5 separate regions of the Homo sapiens genome follow, and regions 1, 2, 3 and 4 are each linked to region 5. A link is a contact called in ENCODE Hi-C data. All regions are on one chromosome and are shown on one strand. Each heading gives the region's core, a stretch centred on a gene start or an enhancer-like site at or near the end of the contact. The rest is flanking DNA. Distances are from core to core; before and after follow the strand shown. Region 1 holds the start of TSC22D2 (TSC22 domain family member 2). Region 2 holds the start of SELENOT (selenoprotein T). Region 3 holds the start of MFSD1 (major facilitator superfamily domain containing 1). Region 4 holds the start of RSRC1 (arginine and serine rich coiled-coil 1). Region 5 holds the start of DHX36 (DEAH-box helicase 36).

The links. Hi-C counts contacts between places; a loop is a spot of excess contacts on that map. Pooled maps may share reads with other maps.
Region 1: a loop to region 5 is called in a map of CD8-positive, alpha-beta T cell, with 7 times the contacts of the local background. The contact joins the promoter of TSC22D2 here to the promoter of DHX36 in region 5. A Hi-C loop is called at or near these places in 4 of 168 maps with a recorded cell type or tissue (CD8-positive, alpha-beta T cell and naive thymus-derived CD4-positive, alpha-beta T cell) and 11 of 50 pooled maps.
Region 2: a pooled map shows a loop between it and region 5 (9-fold over the local background). The contact joins the promoter of SELENOT here to the promoter of DHX36 in region 5. A Hi-C loop is called at or near these places in 5 of 50 pooled maps.
Region 3: a map of CD8-positive, alpha-beta T cell shows a loop between it and region 5 (14-fold over the local background). The contact joins the promoter of MFSD1 here to the promoter of DHX36 in region 5. A Hi-C loop is called at or near these places in 4 of 168 maps with a recorded cell type or tissue (B cell, CD4-positive, alpha-beta T cell, CD8-positive, alpha-beta T cell and 1 more) and 10 of 50 pooled maps.
Region 4: a map of CD8-positive, alpha-beta T cell shows a loop between it and region 5 (15-fold over the local background). The contact joins the promoter of RSRC1 here to the promoter of DHX36 in region 5. A Hi-C loop is called at or near these places in 2 of 168 maps with a recorded cell type or tissue (CD8-positive, alpha-beta T cell and naive thymus-derived CD4-positive, alpha-beta T cell) and 9 of 50 pooled maps.

Annotation. Positions count from the first base shown.
Region 1 is chr3:150,406,917-150,410,497 of GRCh38, forward strand. TSC22D2 (TSC22 domain family member 2) reads left to right here and starts at 1,382. Exons shown (of 3, transcript NM_001303264.2): 1 at 1,382-3,581. The coding sequence starts at 2,435. RefSeq lists silencers at 1,473-2,072, 2,743-2,912, 3,173-3,452 and enhancers at 2,443-2,492, 3,199-3,581.
Region 2 is chr3:150,601,615-150,604,793 of GRCh38, forward strand. It overlaps SELENOT (selenoprotein T), which reads left to right and starts at 1,707. Exons shown (of 6, transcript NM_016275.5): 1 at 1,707-1,885. The coding sequence starts at 1,749. LOC124900547 (a long non-coding RNA gene) reads right to left here and starts at 1,569. Exons shown (of 2, transcript XR_007096128.1): 1 at 1,330-1,569. RefSeq lists enhancers at 1,496-1,575, 1,696-1,845, 1,818-2,591, 1,866-2,165.
Region 3 is chr3:158,800,000-158,803,453 of GRCh38, forward strand. It overlaps MFSD1 (major facilitator superfamily domain containing 1), which reads left to right and starts at 2,055. Exons shown (of 16, transcript NM_022736.4): 1 at 2,055-2,316. The coding sequence starts at 2,154.
Region 4 is chr3:158,108,179-158,111,495 of GRCh38, forward strand. RSRC1 (arginine and serine rich coiled-coil 1) reads left to right here and starts at 1,911. Exons shown (of 10, transcript NM_001271838.2): 1 at 1,911-2,045. RefSeq lists enhancers at 1,572-2,073, 1,875-2,224, 2,074-2,573, 2,435-2,484.
Region 5 is chr3:154,323,172-154,326,523 of GRCh38, forward strand. It overlaps DHX36 (DEAH-box helicase 36), which reads right to left and starts at 1,316. Exons shown (of 25, transcript NM_020865.3): 1 at 1,003-1,316. The coding sequence starts at 1,245. RefSeq lists an enhancer at 1,209-1,503.

The DNA.
Region 1 (3,581 bases), core at 132-2,631, 3.9 Mb before region 5:
GGGATTTTATGTCGTCTTATTTCACATTCTGACTCCAGTCACTTGGGTTTGGAGGGCATGGTTTCCACTAAAGTTAAAAGACCTAGCTCTATAAATTACAACTAAAGACCTAAAAAATTCTCTGCAAATTTAATTCTCAAAACATCTTTTGGGATAAAAAGTATTTCTATTCTTCAAAGATTAGAGAACCGAGTTCAACGATTTACTGATTTAAGTTATCATTATGTGATTGCTAACGCTGCAGTAGATATGAAATCACGATTTCCATTAAGACTTAGATTTTACCTAAATGACGACTGCTTTAGTATGTCAAAGTTTAGGAGCCCATCCCCATTTTTTTAAACTGCTTAAAAGAATGGCCTTAGCATGCCAAAGTTTAAGAGCCCATCCCCATTTTTTTTTAACTGCTTAAAAGAATGGCCTTACCATTTTCTTTGGCCAGGAACTAACTACAAGATGATAAATTTGCCAGTACTTTCTTTTCATAGTTGTTCTTTGCATTGGAACAGGAAAGGGTGCTTTATCACTCGTTACGGTTGTTCATGGCCCAATCCAAATCATATAATACGCTGGCTGCTACTAACAGTTTTAGAATAAACAAAAAGAAGAACTATAATGCAGTAGGTTCTACATTTATAAAGCCCATGAGCTGATTTCGTGCCGAAAGTAAAACAGTCTCAAGAGTTTAAATGAATCCTGGAATCACAGCAAATTCAGGAAATTTAGGAATATGTTGGTAACCCTTAAGCTTTTTAAAAACTGACTACACCCTGGGCAAGTAACCACCCCCTGATGCCGTTGTGGGAGACAGAATTTCTGGCAGGAAGATAATTTTCTGACTCAATCTGGCTTGCCGTTCTTGTTTAATCATCCCCATTTCTCTGAACATTTTACTCCTCTGACTACAATGGTCAACATTTATTTTCAGAAGTTTTAAAGTGATTTAGTTCTTCCAGCCGCACCTCTTTTTATCCCATCTAAGTCTTCCCCAGCCCCCATTCCTATCGCCCTCGTTTCACTAAGATTTTGCTAAACATTAGACACAAGCACATGACCTCCAGTCTTCCACTGTCTCGGAACAAACCGACATAAAAACATCTGATTAGTTCCATTGTAAGCTTCCCTAGGCTTAGAATTTAAAATGGTCTTTAGCTCGTCAATGCTTAAAGAACCTACAACACAAAATTTAAATTTTAAAAATTTTAAATAAAGAAACCGCTCCCTTTTTTAACCTTTAGCCCCGCCCATTGCCCCCCACCCCAGGTTCCACGCGAAACTGCAGGAAACCGGAGGGGGCGGAGCGGTGACGTCACGACGCCGGTGCGTCACGGAACGGCGGCGGCTGCGGCGCTGGCGGTGGCTGCGGCAGCGGCGGCATTTTAGTCGGCAGCGGCGGCGGCAGCGGGGCTGCTGCTCCTCCCAGCATCCCTGGCGCGGCCATTTCAGCCCCATCTTGGCCCAGCGGAGGGAGCTGCAGCCGCCGCTTCAGCAGTTTGAATTTCAGTTTCTTCGGGGTTTAGGAATTGGGCGCACCGAGGAGGAGCCGGAGAAGCCACCACCGCTACCTCACACAGCCGGGGCGCCTCCGGTCCCGTGCCAGCGGTCTGCCGCCGCCGCCCCTCTCTGAGAGAAGCCGCGAGGGGAGGCCGAGACCGCCGTCGCCGCCCGCCCGCAGGGGTGGTTCCCCCTGTAAGGGGAGGACCGAGCCGGCTTTCCCCTCCCCCAGAGCGGGTTTCCGCCTGAGGCAGTCGACATGTCCCTGGGGCTGAGCTCCGGCTAGAGCCGGGGAGGGAGGGCCGCCTGCCCGCGCCACAGCCCCACCGCCCGCCCGCGGACCTTCAGCCAGCTCCGGCCCGCGGCTCCCGGCTGAATTAGGCATCTCCGACTCCGGACTCGCCGCTCCTTCCCTCAGTCAGAGAGCCCAGCGCTGACGCCGGCACCGGCCTGAGGAGCCCGAGCGGGGCAGCACCGCCCCTCACGCCGCCGCCACCGCCTCCTCCTCCTCCTCTTCGCCCTCCCACTCCCACCCCCAGCCAAGGCCTGCTGACCGCGCCGAGCGCCGAGCTGGACTGACCACGGCTGCCCGGAGACGAGAGAGGAAGCAGCCGGCCCGCCCCTGGGTTCGCGCTCTCGCCGCCTCTGAGGGAATTGAATTGAGGCGCCGCGGCTGCGAGAGCTAAAAAGGAAGGAGGAGCCGCCGCGGGACTGAGACGGGGGCAGAGCCGAAGAGACCGACACAGAGAAGGAAACGAGGAGGAGGATGTCTCACCGGGCGGCCAGCGCCTGGATCAGCCCGTGACTCTTAACAGCGGCGGGCCTCAGACCCCAGCGCAGACTCGGACTTTGTCTTTGGGGGCCCGTGCTCTGCCCTCCCCGGTTTCCGACAGGACCCAGAGGAGCCGGCGTGCCTCTCTGCCCTCCAGCCTTCTTCACCATGTCCAAGATGCCGGCCAAGAAGAAGAGCTGCTTCCAGATCACCAGTGTCACCACGGCCCAGGTGGCCACTAGCATCACCGAGGACACCGAGAGCTTGGACGACCCGGACGAGTCACGCACAGAGGACGTCTCCTCCGAGATTTTCGACGTCTCTCGGGCCACGGATTATGGCCCTGAGGAGGTCTGCGAGCGCAGCTCTTCCGAAGAGACGCTTAACAATGTTGGGGATGCGGAGACTCCCGGGACCGTCTCCCCAAACCTCCTCCTAGATGGGCAGCTGGCAGCGGCGGCTGCTGCTCCCGCCAACGGAGGAGGAGTCGTTTCGGCCCGGAGCGTGTCTGGGGCGCTCGCCAGTACCCTGGCGGCGGCTGCCACTTCGGCCCCCGCCCCCGGAGCACCCGGCGGCCCCCAGCTCGCGGGCTCATCCGCCGGGCCAGTGACTGCAGCCCCATCTCAGCCTCCCACCACATGTAGTTCCCGTTTTCGCGTGATCAAGCTGGACCACGGGAGCGGAGAGCCCTATAGACGCGGCCGATGGACGTGTATGGAATACTATGAGAGGGATTCAGACAGCAGCGTCCTGACTAGATCCGGGGATTGCATTAGACACAGCAGTACTTTTGACCAGACTGCGGAGCGGGACAGCGGCCTGGGCGCCACCGGAGGGTCGGTGGTGGTAGTAGTGGCCTCCATGCAGGGGGCGCACGGGCCCGAGTCGGGAACTGACAGCTCCTTGACTGCTGTGTCACAGCTACCCCCGTCGGAGAAAATGAGCCAGCCCACTCCGGCCCAGCCGCAGAGTTTTAGCGTTGGGCAGCCACAGCCGCCGCCGCCACCCGTAGGTGGGGCTGTGGCTCAAAGCTCGGCTCCGCTGCCGCCGTTCCCGGGAGCCGCGACCGGGCCGCAGCCAATGATGGCAGCCGCGCAGCCCAGCCAGCCCCAGGGAGCGGGGCCCGGGGGACAGACTCTGCCGCCGACGAATGTAACCCTGGCGCAGCCGGCTATGTCCCTGCCTCCGCAGCCGGGCCCTGCAGTGGGCGCCCCCGCGGCGCAGCAGCCCCAGCAGTTCGCGTATCCTCAGCCTCAGATACCGCCCGGACATTTGCTGCCCGTCCAGCCCTCCGGCCAGAGTGAGTACCTGCAGC
Region 2 (3,179 bases), core at 457-2,956, 3.7 Mb before region 5:
AACCAAGCAGACAACAACGTTGAACCCCCTTGGACACTCTCTAATTGGATGTCCTGGGTACTCCCAATTCTTAGTCCTTTAATACCTATTTTTCTCCTTCTTTTATTCGGACCTTGTGTCTTTCATTTAGTTTCTCAATTCATACAAAACTGCATCCAGGCCATCTCCAATAATTCTATACGACAAATGCTCCTTCTAACAACCCCACAATATCACCCCTTACCCCCAAATCTTTCTTCAGTTGAATCTCTCCCACTGTGGGTTCCCACGCCGCCCCTAATCTCGCTCGAAGCAGCCCTGAGAAACATCGCCTATTATCTCTCCATACCACCCCCAAAAATTTTCGCTGCCCCAACACTTTACCACTATTTTGTTTTATTTTTCTTATTAATATAAGAAGACAGGAATGTCAGGCCTCTGAGCCTAAGCTAAGCCATCATATCCCCAGTGACCTGCACATATACATCCAGATGGCCTGAAGCAACTGAAGATCCACAGAAGTGAAAATAGCCTTAACTGATAACATTCCACCATTGTGATTTGTTTCTGCCCCACCCTAACTGATCAATGTACTTTGTTGATCAGTAATCTCCCCCACCCTTAAGAAGGTTCTTTGTAATTCTCCCCACCCTTGAGAATGTACTTTGTGAGATCCAACCCCTGCCCCCAAAATATTGCTCTTAACTCCACCGCCTATCCCAAAACCTATAAGAACCAATGATAATCCCACCACCCTTTGCTGACTCCCTTTTCGGACTCGGCCCGCTTGCACCCAGGTGAAATAAACAGCTGTGTTGCTCACACAAAGCCTGTTTGGTAGTCTCTTCACACGGACATGTGAAACACTGTGGTCAATTTTTTTTCTTTTTAATAATAATTCTTTTTTAGAAATATGTGCTTAAATAATTGTAAGCCAGGCATAGTTGCCTGTGCCTGTATTCCTAACCACTTGGGAAGCTGAGGCAGGACTGCTTGAGCCCAGGGGTGTGAGGCTGCAGTAAGCTATGATCACGCCACTGAACTCCAGCCTGGGTGACAGTGAGACCGTGTTTAAAAATATATATATACAGATGAAATGATATGATGTCTGAGATTTGCTTCCAAATATGCCTAGGAAGGGAAGAAGTGTTTAGAGATATAGACAAATCAAGATTGTCAAAATGTATAGTAACTGTTAAAGCTTGCTAAGGTAGTTATTCTATTTTTGGATATGTTTGGAATTGTCCAAAGGTTTCCTAAAACTTATGTTTAATATTCTTTCAGGAGAAAGCAATATTGTAAGATCAAAGAAAAGGCCATAACAGCGCACCCAAAAAATTTCAGCATTACCATTCTGAGGGTCAGGAGTCTCCTCCCTTCCATCCGCCAACACTTGAATCAGGACTATAAAGTAGGTGTTTCCAAGTCTCAGGCAGGTAAATGGATAAATTGCAAAACTGGATGCAGAACTCACATCTGCCTCATACATAGGCCCTGTGACACCCCACCAGCTCCTTTGCTCCCTTTCTGCCTTTCTCATGCCGTCCCAGAGTCTTGCACACTACCAAGATGGTGGTGAGTCAGGACAGTGAAACAGGTCGGCTCTTCACTCCAGGAGTGTGCGCGGGCGCCGGGCCGCGCAGGCGCATTACTGCTCCCCTCCCCCGACCTTGGCTGATCGCGCCTGCGCAGTGGGGAGCAGCTCGCTCCTGGGCTTTGGGCTGGCTGCAGTCTGTCTGAGGGCGGCCGAAGTGGCTGGCTCATTTAAGATGAGGCTTCTGCTGCTTCTCCTAGTGGCGGCGTCTGCGATGGTCCGGAGCGAGGCCTCGGCCAATCTGGGCGGCGTGCCCAGCAAGAGATTAAAGATGCAGTACGCCACGGGGCCGCTGCTCAAGTTCCAGATTTGGTGAGTATGTGCACTGGGCCCCGGCCACCCCGCCGCGCCTCTGCTCGGCGCCATTGGCTACGCGAGGCCCCGGCTTCGCGGCCTAAATGGCCGCATCTTCGCTGGCCTCGTAGAACTGTGCCGGCGCCCTTCCACAGCCAGCCTTCTCGCGGCCCCTTAGCGCGGTCAGGCCGCCCTCCTTTTCCAGGTATAACTGCTCACTTGTTTTTTGCCTCCTAGAACAGTGGGAATGGGGAAGGAGGGCGCGAGAAGGTTAAACGCTGAAAGGCGAAGACTGGGGGACACCTGTTAGTACGGAGGACTGGTTGGCGGCGTCACGCCATAGCCACCCCGGCTGCCTGCGGAGATGGGGATGAGTAGGCGCCGCGTCGGCGGAGGAGCGCCAACCGTTTGTCAGTTCACTTTTTCTGCCCTCTTTTCCGGGGTAATGCCGGGCGGCTTCGCTGCCTGGCTAGATGAAGGTTAATTCGGGTCATTGGAGAGGATCCGGGAGTGACAGACGCCGTTTTTCTCCTGAACTTGCTGGGGGGACTGTTGAGTTTGCGAATGGGGCGTCTGACAGCTGGAGGGGGTGGAAGGAAGGTCTGGGGATGCTGGTTCTGTTTGCCATTTCCAAAGTGTCAGAAAAGGAGCACGTTGTTCTTCTAAACATTGACAGTTCGCTCGCATTCCCTCCTCACCTGCCTCCCAGGAGTTGCCTGCTCTGGCATCTCTTTCTACCTTTCAGTTGTCTTGTGTATCCAGCAGATCTCGGCAGTTTTCGACAGTGTTCTTTAAATGATTTTGTTTTTAACCTAATCGTTAGAAGCAGGGCAATGATGCATTTTATACGGTAAGTGGGGTTGCGGGTGGGGATTGAAAGGCTCTGAAGATGGGGGAAAAAACACCAAAATTGTAAAATTATAGAAATGAGAATCTTACACCTCCAAAGATGACATTTTCTCAGGATAAACCGACCATCCCAGAATAGCCAGATTAGTAAATCATCAGAGTCCGGATACATTGGAATGTTGGTGTTGGACATCATTCATTTAAAACCTTCTTTTAAGAACTTCATGTATTAGTATATTAAAGTTTTGATTTTCTACTTCTCCAACTAGCTTTTTACTTACTCACTGAAGACCAAGCAAACCTTTAAAATAATTTTTAAAAATCGGCTTAAGGTGATGTTTGAGTTAGAAAATAAGATGGTGAGACTTTATTTTTTTGAGTGAAAACTAAAACATTGCAATTTCTCCTGATTAAAAACAAACAAGGCCGGGCTCGCTGGCTCACGCCTGTAATCCCAGCACTT
Region 3 (3,454 bases), core at 805-3,304, 4.5 Mb after region 5:
TGATTCTCCTGTCTCAGCCTCCTGAGTAGCTGGGACTACAGGCGGGTGCCACTACGCCCAGCTAAATTTTGTATTTTTAGTAGAGATGGGGTTTCACCATGTTGGCCAGGATGGTCTCGATCTCTTGACCTCAGGTGATCCACCCACCTCGGCCTCCCAAAGTGCTGGGATTACAGGCGTGAGTCACTGTGCCCGGCCAGTTTTAATATATATACATTTAACCTAATATCTGCAAAATATTATTTCAACATGTAATCAGTATTCAAATTAGGAGGTTATTCTATTTTTCATACAAGTCTTTGAAATCTGGTGTGTATTTTATACGTATTGCACATCTCCTTTCCAACTATCCACATTACAAATGATCAACAGCCACACATGGCTACCTACTGGACAGCAGAGGGAGGGTATTTAAAGTTATGGGAATGGATGAGTGGAAGAGAGCTCAGGAATGGGTCTTGCATCATTGAACATCTAGATTTTGAATAGAAGAGGAGGAGCTGACAAATGAGACAGCAAATGAGATAGGCCAGCAAAGTGGGAGGAACACAAGGCAAGTATGGTGCCAAGGAGGCTAAAAAGGAGTGGCTGTCAATTCCATCAATTGATAGAAGTTGAGTAAGATGACAGAGAAGTGACTAATGTATTTGGAAAGATGGAGTTATTACTCCTCTCGGCAAGACAGTTTTATTAGATCGGGAGCTCCTCCACTGGAGCTGAAGAGAGAATGGACTGTGAAAGTGGAGATATGTATAGACATCTCAAAGGCAGCACCTGATCCTTGACACTCTCTCCTACCTCCTTCTCTCTCTAAATTTTGATCTCTATTGGCGGCCCAAGCTAGAAATCTGGGAGACACTCTCAAGTCTTTCCTCTCTTTCAGATCGCATAGGCTATTATTTACAGTTATTCCCATTTTACCTCCTAAATAATTACTGATTTTCTTCTGTGCCATTCCTGCTTTTTATTGCTAACAGGCCCTCGTCATCTCTAATCGTTACGACTGCAGCATCTTCCTAATAATCCTCACAGTTTTCAGCCTCTAGCTTTGACGCCCTCAAAATTCTGTTAGTAAAGCCTGAGGGCTCCCAGAAAGCGACGATGGTGCTGTGCTGGCAGACCGAATGTTTTTTAAAACACAAAGCTTGCAGTCCTGCTGCTGTGCTCAAAATCCTTGCATGGCTCTTCTTGAAACAGGTTTAGTGTTTCTACTCGAGTTCCTTCTCTGTCGTTCAACACAAACACATACACACCCAGTTCTGTTTCACGCTTTTGTCTTTATTATCCCTCGTAACTGCCCGCCCTGCAACCAACCCGCTCAAACAAGCACCCTGACTGGCGCATTCTTACTCATTCTAGCCTGGGTTTCAACTTCAAGGAGCTTCAGCGCCCCTCACTCCCTTGCCCTGAAAGCTGGCTAAACTACGCACCTTTTCTCCCCTTTTGAAATGACCTTTCCAGATATTTCTATGGAATTCAGTGCCATTTTCTGCCGCTGTTCTCACCACATTCATTCATCATGTTTAGTTTTAAAAGTACCAGATTCTGTCGATTTCTCCAACTGAACTCTGAAATCTTTGAGGTCAGGGAGCTTGCCTCATTCTATTTTGTATTCCCAGTACGTGACACATGGCTGGACACACCAGAAATTGTCCGATCAAGTTTGTGGGTATTAAGAGTGGTCAAAGACGCTGGGGAGGGCAGTGCTGGGAGAAGGGCAGCGCGCGTCTTGGCGACCCCAGCGCAGTTCGAACTACTCCGGAGTCTGGTGTGGAGCCGAGAGGGAGCCCCGCACTTTTCTCCCCGCGGAGCTGCGCTGAGTCTGAAATAGGTGTACGCGTCAGCGGGGCAGGAAACGGAAAGACAGTGCAGTAATTGGTGGAAAGCTGGAAGTGGGCACCTCGAGGGCCTCAGCCCCACGAACACAGTCACCCAGGAAAAGCGAACCGCGCCAGGCCCTGTCATCGACCGCTGGGTCCGTCCTCCCAGCGCTCGCGGCCGCTCACATGGGCGTGGCCCTGCGTGACCTGCCGGGGCGTCACGTGAGCTCCCGGAGTCATGTGACCGCCGTCTTGACAGTGTTCCACGGGCGCTGCTTCCTGCCTGGGTTTGGAGTTGTCACCACTTTCCCCTCTCCGTCTCCTGCGGGCGCAATGGAGGAGGAGGATGAGGAAGCGCGGGCGCTCCTGGCAGGCGGCCCTGACGAGGCCGACAGAGGTGCCCCGGCCGCCCCTGGAGCCCTGCCGGCCCTCTGCGACCCCAGTCGCCTGGCGCACCGGCTTTTGGTGCTGTTACTGATGTGCTTCCTTGGCTTTGGTGAGCCGGCCGGGTGGGTTGGGGCTGATCTTTAAGGAATTCCCGACTTTCTCTTCGAGGTAGATCGTCATCGTGGTCACTGGTGCCACGGGGCCTCAGCGCAGCTTCTGTCTTAAGCTCCTGGGCCTCCTTATTTTCCCCTTTGCGATCGATTCCAGCCACACCTGTGGATGTTGCTAGTTACTCCGCGTCCGGAACGTGGAGGTCGAGGGACTGAGCTGGGCGAGTTTTGTGGCACTCCTTTGCTCTTCAGTAAGTCCCAGGGGCTAGCGACTCGCCCTAGAGGCGATAGATATGAAGGTAACTCCAGATTTTCAAGGTTCCTCTTTTGGCACACGTGGTCGGAGGAAATTCAGAAAGCTTTAACTGTTCCTAAACAACTTTTGTTTGTTTGGTTTTAGGTGAGACAGGGGCTTGCTCTGTCACCCAGCCCGGAGTGCAGTGTTGTGAAAGTGGCTTACTGCAGCCTCCACCTCCTGGGTTCAAGCAATCCTCCCGCCTCAGCCTCCCGAGTAGCTGGGACCACAGATGGGGCGCCACCACACCCGGCTTTATTATTATTATTATTTTTAGACACAGGGTCTTACAATGTTGTCCAGCTTTTAAAAAACGTGAATGATTTCGTCGGCAGTCTTCTATATATTTTTCACCCTCTTTGAGAAAATGTATGAGTGTGTCTTGCTGATAGCTTCAGTGAATAGATATTGTTCTCTTAATCTTCCACTCTGCCACTGTGAAGCAATCATATTGGACGGGACTTGTGGTAGTCTTGACAGTGGTTGGTTTCTCTTATGAAATCTGATGTCTCCGAAAACAGTTTCTTGATAATTAGAAAAAAATTTTCCTTCCTATGTTACAGTTTTTAATTTATTAAGCAAAATTCTAATATTAATTTGGTATGAATGTGTTTTTCAGGAGGCTAGCTGGAGCCCGTGTAATCAGCAGGTTTAAGAACATTATGGTGGATAACTATTCTAGCGCTGAACATATAAGTAGACATGAAGGATGCTTTGGGCTTTGGTTTCCTTGCAACTCCTTTTTCCCCCCTCCCCTGTTTTTTAAAAGATGATGCCCATCCATTAGCTTTAAAGCAGGACGTTGAATCCTTAAAAGAGATTAAAGCAGGGTTTAGAAACAA
Region 4 (3,317 bases), core at 661-3,160, 3.8 Mb after region 5:
GATAGAAGCTGGATATAACCTTATGTTATACTACAATACTCACATTAAAATGTTCATGTTTGGTGAGTTTAAGGATTATGTATATCATGCTTTTTAGAAACGTTGTTTTCCCTTTTTAAAACATTTCATTTTTTGCCACTTTTAGGAGAGCTAATGTCTATAATTTTTCCGCAGCTATAGCTTTTAGGTATGAATACATTGTTATCAGTACTTGCTTTTGTTTTGTTACACCACAAAAGGGACAAAGTTTCAAAGTTATACGAATTTAGAAACAATTTCACATTGAGTCTTGGGTTACTCTTTGTAACTACTTTCTGATATTATCAGAGGAAAATAATCATACAACTTTAGTCCTTTATGAAAATCTGTTTTTAAGATTATTTAGCAGAAGGGCCAGTAATAGGGAGAGCTAAGAGGATACGGTGCTCAAGGTGCTCTCAAACTGAGGTGTTAAATACATATTCACAAATAACTCAAAAATAACCACTGTTAGAAGTCGGTTAAGGAATCAGGAGACCCACCAGCTACTTGTTTGCCTTTTTAAGTACATGACTTTTAGGTTTGAAGTCATATTTCATCTACTGAGCTTGAGGGAAAGATGACCACTTTGAAGGTAATCAGGGAAGTCACAGACACAACTATTGTGTAATTCAAACCAATAAATTTTCCCATGATCTCAGCTTTTTGGCTCATTGCATATTTAGGAATAGTAGTGTTGATAACAGATGGAGCCATGAGAAATCTTTAGTGTCTGACCACAGATTTCCACTGGCCTAAGGGAAGTTACTTTAAAAAATATTTCAAGGTTTTAAATTCATACATTAATAAATGCTCACAAAGTTCCAATGATGTTGTTTCATTAAACAGCAAATATCTTCCAGAAACAGGGCATTTCAAAATACAGTTTTTGTTTAAAAAAAAAAAAAAGCATTTATGGTAAAGCTCAGCTGACAGTCTGTGGACAGATGCACAGGTTCCAATAAAATTCAGGACCCCAAGGGTTTCCCCAGCTCTTGAATTATTTAAAATATACACGTAGTGTTGTAGTAGTTAAGTTTTAAAACGGTGCCTCAAAACTGGCTAGTTAAGGTACATTATTTACGAAAAATATATTGTGGAGGTGATTTTTCACCATCTCAAATGTCTGCGGAAAACTGTAGCTTGGTTATCTAGCAGTGGTGAATGAGTTGATTCTCATAGTCGACCAAAACCCAGGCCAACAATTTATTTATCTTTTTAGCTTTGCTTAAGAGTAAATGAGGAAAAAATTTCCATGTAAGGAAAAATAAGTAATGTAGTATGAATTACAGAAAATGCTGAGTCTCTTTAATTTCTATTGGTTTAAATAAAAAAACTCCACACACCTATAAATTTGAGTTCTCTTTCAGAAGAAACCGCTCCCCGCCTCGCCTCAGGCAGCTCTCTCCTATTCCTCTACTAACCAGTTACTTTAATCTGAGAAACTAATTTGCACTCAACTTGTGAGTGCCTTCACCTTCAGGGCAGAAGAAACACCGACTTTTAATGCATTTTTGCAAATAAATCATTACAATTTAATCACACACGACTCTATACAGACACACTCCCATGATTTATTATCGTTGGGCGAGTTTCCCCCTCCCCCAGCGTGAGATAACCAATTTTGTTTCGGGTAGGTGTCATAAACAAAACTTCCTACGATGCAGATTTGTTTACTGATTACCCATGACGATAACGACGACTACTAAGACAATAACACTCTCCAGTCCCACCTTTATTGCTTTTGGTAACAATAAAATCAAAATAAACAGGCACGCAAAACAAACGCCAAACAAAAAATCGGCCGCGTTACAATCTACTCCCTCGGCATTCCCAGCGCCTGGCAGCGTCCATCGATGCACTCGATATCTCGGCTGAAGCTGCCTGGCGCTAGAACCAGGAAGGCGCTGAGCTTAAACTGAAGCAAGTTCGGTGGACGCCGGCGGCGCCCTGATCTAAAGAAACGACTCAGGGACTGCGGCGCTTGCACGTCAACGGGAGGTGTGAGCCCAAAGGTCTGGACCCAGGTGATGCCCACGACCAGGGCCTGGGGAGCGGCAGCCGTGGCTGCGGAGCTCCGAGGCCCTGATCCGGCGAGAGGCGACGCGGGGCCTGGCGCAGTTTGCGGCTCAGTGTCTGTGGAGGGTGGGCTGCGGCCTCGGGGCGTGCGCAGTGTCACCGTGCGCATGCGTCCCGCACCTGGGAGGCTCCGGACTCCTTGGGTCAAGGCTGGTGGCTGTAGGGTGGGTGGGTGGCCGCAGGCCTCAAGCTTGGCCTTCTGTCTTGAGGACATGTCGGAGAGTTCGCCGACTCCTCCCCTCGCCCCACGTTCCTGGTTCTTCATAGCTGCTTTTGGGTTTCCTGGCTCATCTTGCAATATAAGCCTGGCGCTTCCTCACTAGCTCTAGGTAGGGTGGAGCAAGAGGGAGGCTGGATTCTGGTGCCCTCTATCCCATCCACTCCACTGTCCCTGCCTTAGATCCAGCTCTCTTTCTGATTCCGCCCTACCCTTTCTGGCTCACACTGGCTTGCTGAGAGAAGTGGTGCAGGGTGAAATAGATGTTCCTCTCTTGAAATATAAATATGCTCGCCTTAAACACACTATATATTCCTTTGACTTCTGTACTGGTGGCATGTGACCAAGAGCATATGGCTCTGTTTACTTTTGCAAGATGTTACAATGCACCGTAAGGCATGTTGCCTGCTCTTGATTTTAGGTTAACCTTGACGTAATTTCTCTCTCAGAGGTTGTGTATCTTTAAATGCACACTGGAAACCTAAACAAAAAAATATTTTTTTACACTTTCAGAATTAGCAGTAACCCAATTGTGTTCCAGCTAACTAGGTAGTAGATAAATAAATTCAAATGTCTTATGTTGTCACAAGAAAGCATTCGAGTTGTCATCTTTGAACTTAGATGTATTATAAAAGTTCTAAGTGAAGGAGGTAAGCAGAGTTCCCAGGTTTAAGATTTGGAGCAGGTGTGACAGTTGCAACCTTGGGGGAAACTAGGTATCCTTTAAGAGCCTCTCTAGTCTTAGAGTTTATAAATATTCACTTTCTTTGCAGGCAAAGATTTCATGCTAAGTGATATAACACTTTATGTTTTTCAATAAGAGGGCTAAAAATGTCAGAATCTGAAACGACAAAAACAGCTGGCACCTTCTGTTAATTGGCCTTGCCAACTCAACCAGTCTCACAAAGAGGGGTGTTATGAATTGGAAAAGTTCTGAAAGCGGGTTGTTTATAGTAGATCTATAGTTGTATTTCCTGCTTTCATGTTCAAACCATTGGGGATA
Region 5 (3,352 bases), core at 66-2,565:
TAAAAATACAAAAATTAGCCGGAGGTGGTGGCGGACGCCTGTAATCCCAGCTACTCGGGAGGCTGAAGCAGGAGAATCGCTTGAACTTGGGAGGCGGAGGTTGCAGTGAGCTAAGATCGTGCCACTGCACTCCAGCCTGGGCGACAGAGTGAGACCCTGTCTTAAAAAAAAAAAAAGTTGCCTAAATGATGATCTAATTACACTCTATAATACATTTTATAAGGTGCTTTTAAAAAGTCACCAAAGGCCTATACTAAGAAAGTTCCTGCTTAATGATAAAAATTATTTTTTATTAGAATTTTATTTACTAGTCACTCGGAGAACTTTGTTTCCCTTACTACAGATCTTTAAGACACAAATCAACCTGACAATCACCTGAAGAGAGGAGAGTAAGCCAAATCATCTCTGGAGATTCCTTTCATTTTCCTTTTCAAAGAGAATCTGCTCATCAATAGAAATTTCTCCACCCCAACATAAAAAACAAAAACCTAGGTTTGCAGATAATTTTAACACTAATAATAAAAGCTGGACTATTTTTCTGAATGATCCACATCCAAAACAGTGTCTGCCTGCTTTTGTTCCGCGCAAACCTATCTCAAATGTAGAAAGGTCGCTATGTGCTTCTTCACCAGGCAAAGACCTTAAAGTGACAATTATTATTCTAAGGGAAAGGACGGCCAGAGATACGACAACGACACTCCTAATAAAGTTAATTTCGGTTGGAACGTGAACTTAACATTTGCTTTGTCACAGTTCTCAAGTCCTTTAAGCAAAGTATATATTCAGCCTGCATAAATCCTGCCTGTTTTTGGTCAGATGAGCATGGCTAATGTTACGCAGTACACCCGCTACGGGGAGCGCCAGCATAATATATTTGCGCCTCATTTACATTTCACAAAACACGTGCATCACTTAAGAAACAAAACCAAGAAAAAGGGGGCAGCGGGAGAGAGAAGAAAACCTGTGCTGCCTCATCCTCTCCACTACTGAATCCGAGATTACCTCTTGCCTCTCCGCTTCCTTGTTCTTCTGCCCCTGTTTTTTCGCGTACCACATGCCGATTTCGCGGCCTTTCAGGTGCCCGGGATGCCGGCCCCTGCCGCCTCGACCACCCCCTCCGCCGCCGCCGCCTCCTCCGGAGCCTCGGTTACCTCCATGACCCCCTGCTGGCCCCCCTCCATAGCCCCCACCGGAGCTGCGGGGACCCCCATCACGGCCCCAGTTCTGATGGTAGTCATAACTCATTGTCCTGGCAGACTACAACCCGTCAGAACCAGCAACCGCTGGAAATGGCGTCCGGGCCCGGAAGCCACTGTGCGCCCACTTCCGTTTTGCTTCCGTAGCACCGCACAAGAGGGCGGGCCATTTAGCGTCACAAGCAGTGGTTTCTGGTGACGTCACGGGAGGACGACCCCGGTGGTCTGGAGGGTGGCAGGGATCAGGTTCTGTCTGAGCCCCCGAGTTGTTTATCTTTGTACCTCTGGAGCAACAGCCAGCCAAAGGCTCGTAGATTTTCTTTCCCTAGGCCCAGCAAGTGAGCCAATAGCTTTTGGTTTTTACTTTCTTATTCCTGGTAAATCCGCAGTTTTTTTGCACTTAGGTCCTAGGGTAGTAAACGTTGATTGAAACAAAAGAACCCTTGGATCAATTCGCCGTCTTCTAAAGAAAAGTCTCTAAAAAATGAGTTCTTCTAGTCTTGAAAACAGCCTGACAACTATTCAAATATGTAATTTAAAATCCCCTTACCTCCTTGAAAGTGTTGTCACTATTTAGTACGTTTATCCAATAGTGTTAAGATGAGCGTGTCTACCCAAATTCGGTGCAGAGCTCTTAGGCAATGTAAATAAACTACTTTGAAGATTCATGTGTTCATATGAAGCCACATACTGTTTATTAACCAGCACACTGAGTGTTTTGTACAAGCTGTTCTTGAATAATCAAGTAATTGGGCCACACAGGCTTGGATGTACACCAGGAGATATCCAGCTCATGTTACAGTTAACTGATGTAAAGGTGCTGGGAATACTCACTGAACAAAGCAAGTATGGCATGAGCTTTTATTTGCCTACAGTCTTAAGGGAAAGACAAAGGCTATCTTTGTGCAGTGAATTAAGAAAGGGAAATGCTGTATGCCAGGAAGGGGTCTACAATACACCATTGTGGCCTAAAAATTATTTTGAGCAAAGACATTTGAGTTTCTGAAATCTACCTGTCTAAATGCAGAACCACACGGAGGAATTCAAATCAAGCTCCTCCCTGGGAGGGAAACCCAGGAAGACTGACTCTTATCACTGGAGGTTAGAAGCTGGCAACACACTTGAATAGACATTGTCACAAAGCTATCATATCTGGCATCTGTTTTAAGGTGTCATTTATTTTTACTAAAAGTCATTTGTTTTTTCCATACGTGCTGTTTTCCCCTTTCCTTCCCTTTATAAGATGGTAGATAAGTCAGAACTCTACCTCCCTGAATCACCTTTTTCTGTGAACTCTATTATGTATGTGGTTAAGTCTGTCTTTTCTTTTGCTAATCTGTTTTGTCACTTTAAGTCTGGGGCCTGCAAACACTGAATCTAAGAAAGTAGACAAAAAGTATTTCCTCCCTAAGAGCCAAGAGATACTACAGCAAAAGAATTTAATTTTGGAGTTAGGTGAGTTATGCAACAACTTTTGAGATAAGTAGACTTTTGCCAGACTAATGGGCAGAAGAAAAGTATGGCAGGTGAAAGGAACAATGTGTAAAGACAGATAATGATGTGAGACATCGGAGAACTTAAAACAACTACCCTGAATCTTAAAGCCTGATGGGGAAGGCCAAAGAGGTAGATAGGGGTCTGATTATGGAAAACTTATGTGCCACTTAAAGAACAGTGATATGTTTATGCAGAGCAGTGGTTATTTTGACTGCTTCAATTGGAAATAAATAGCGGAGACAAGAGTGGATACAGGGAAACTAGTTAATGTGATGTAGGGGAGGCAAAATGGGATGACAGGGCATTACATGTGGAAAGAATTGGAATCAGGAGACATTAGAAGATAAAATTACTTAAATTTGATGATTCATTGAATGTGGAGAATTGGAAGGGTTAAACGACTCCAAGTTTAAGATTTGAATTATTAACCCATGGGGAGGCACATTGTATCCTGAGATGAGAAACACAGGACAAGGAACATTTTGGGGGTGAGGGGCAGGGCAAGTTAATGTGTTTTATTTTTACATGTGGACTTTGAGGAACTTATGAAACATACAAATGGAGTATCTAGAAAGCAGGCTGTAAGAGTTAAAAGCACAGAGGCCAGGTGTGGTGGCTCACACCTGTGATCCCAGTACTTTGGGAGGCCAAGGTGGGCA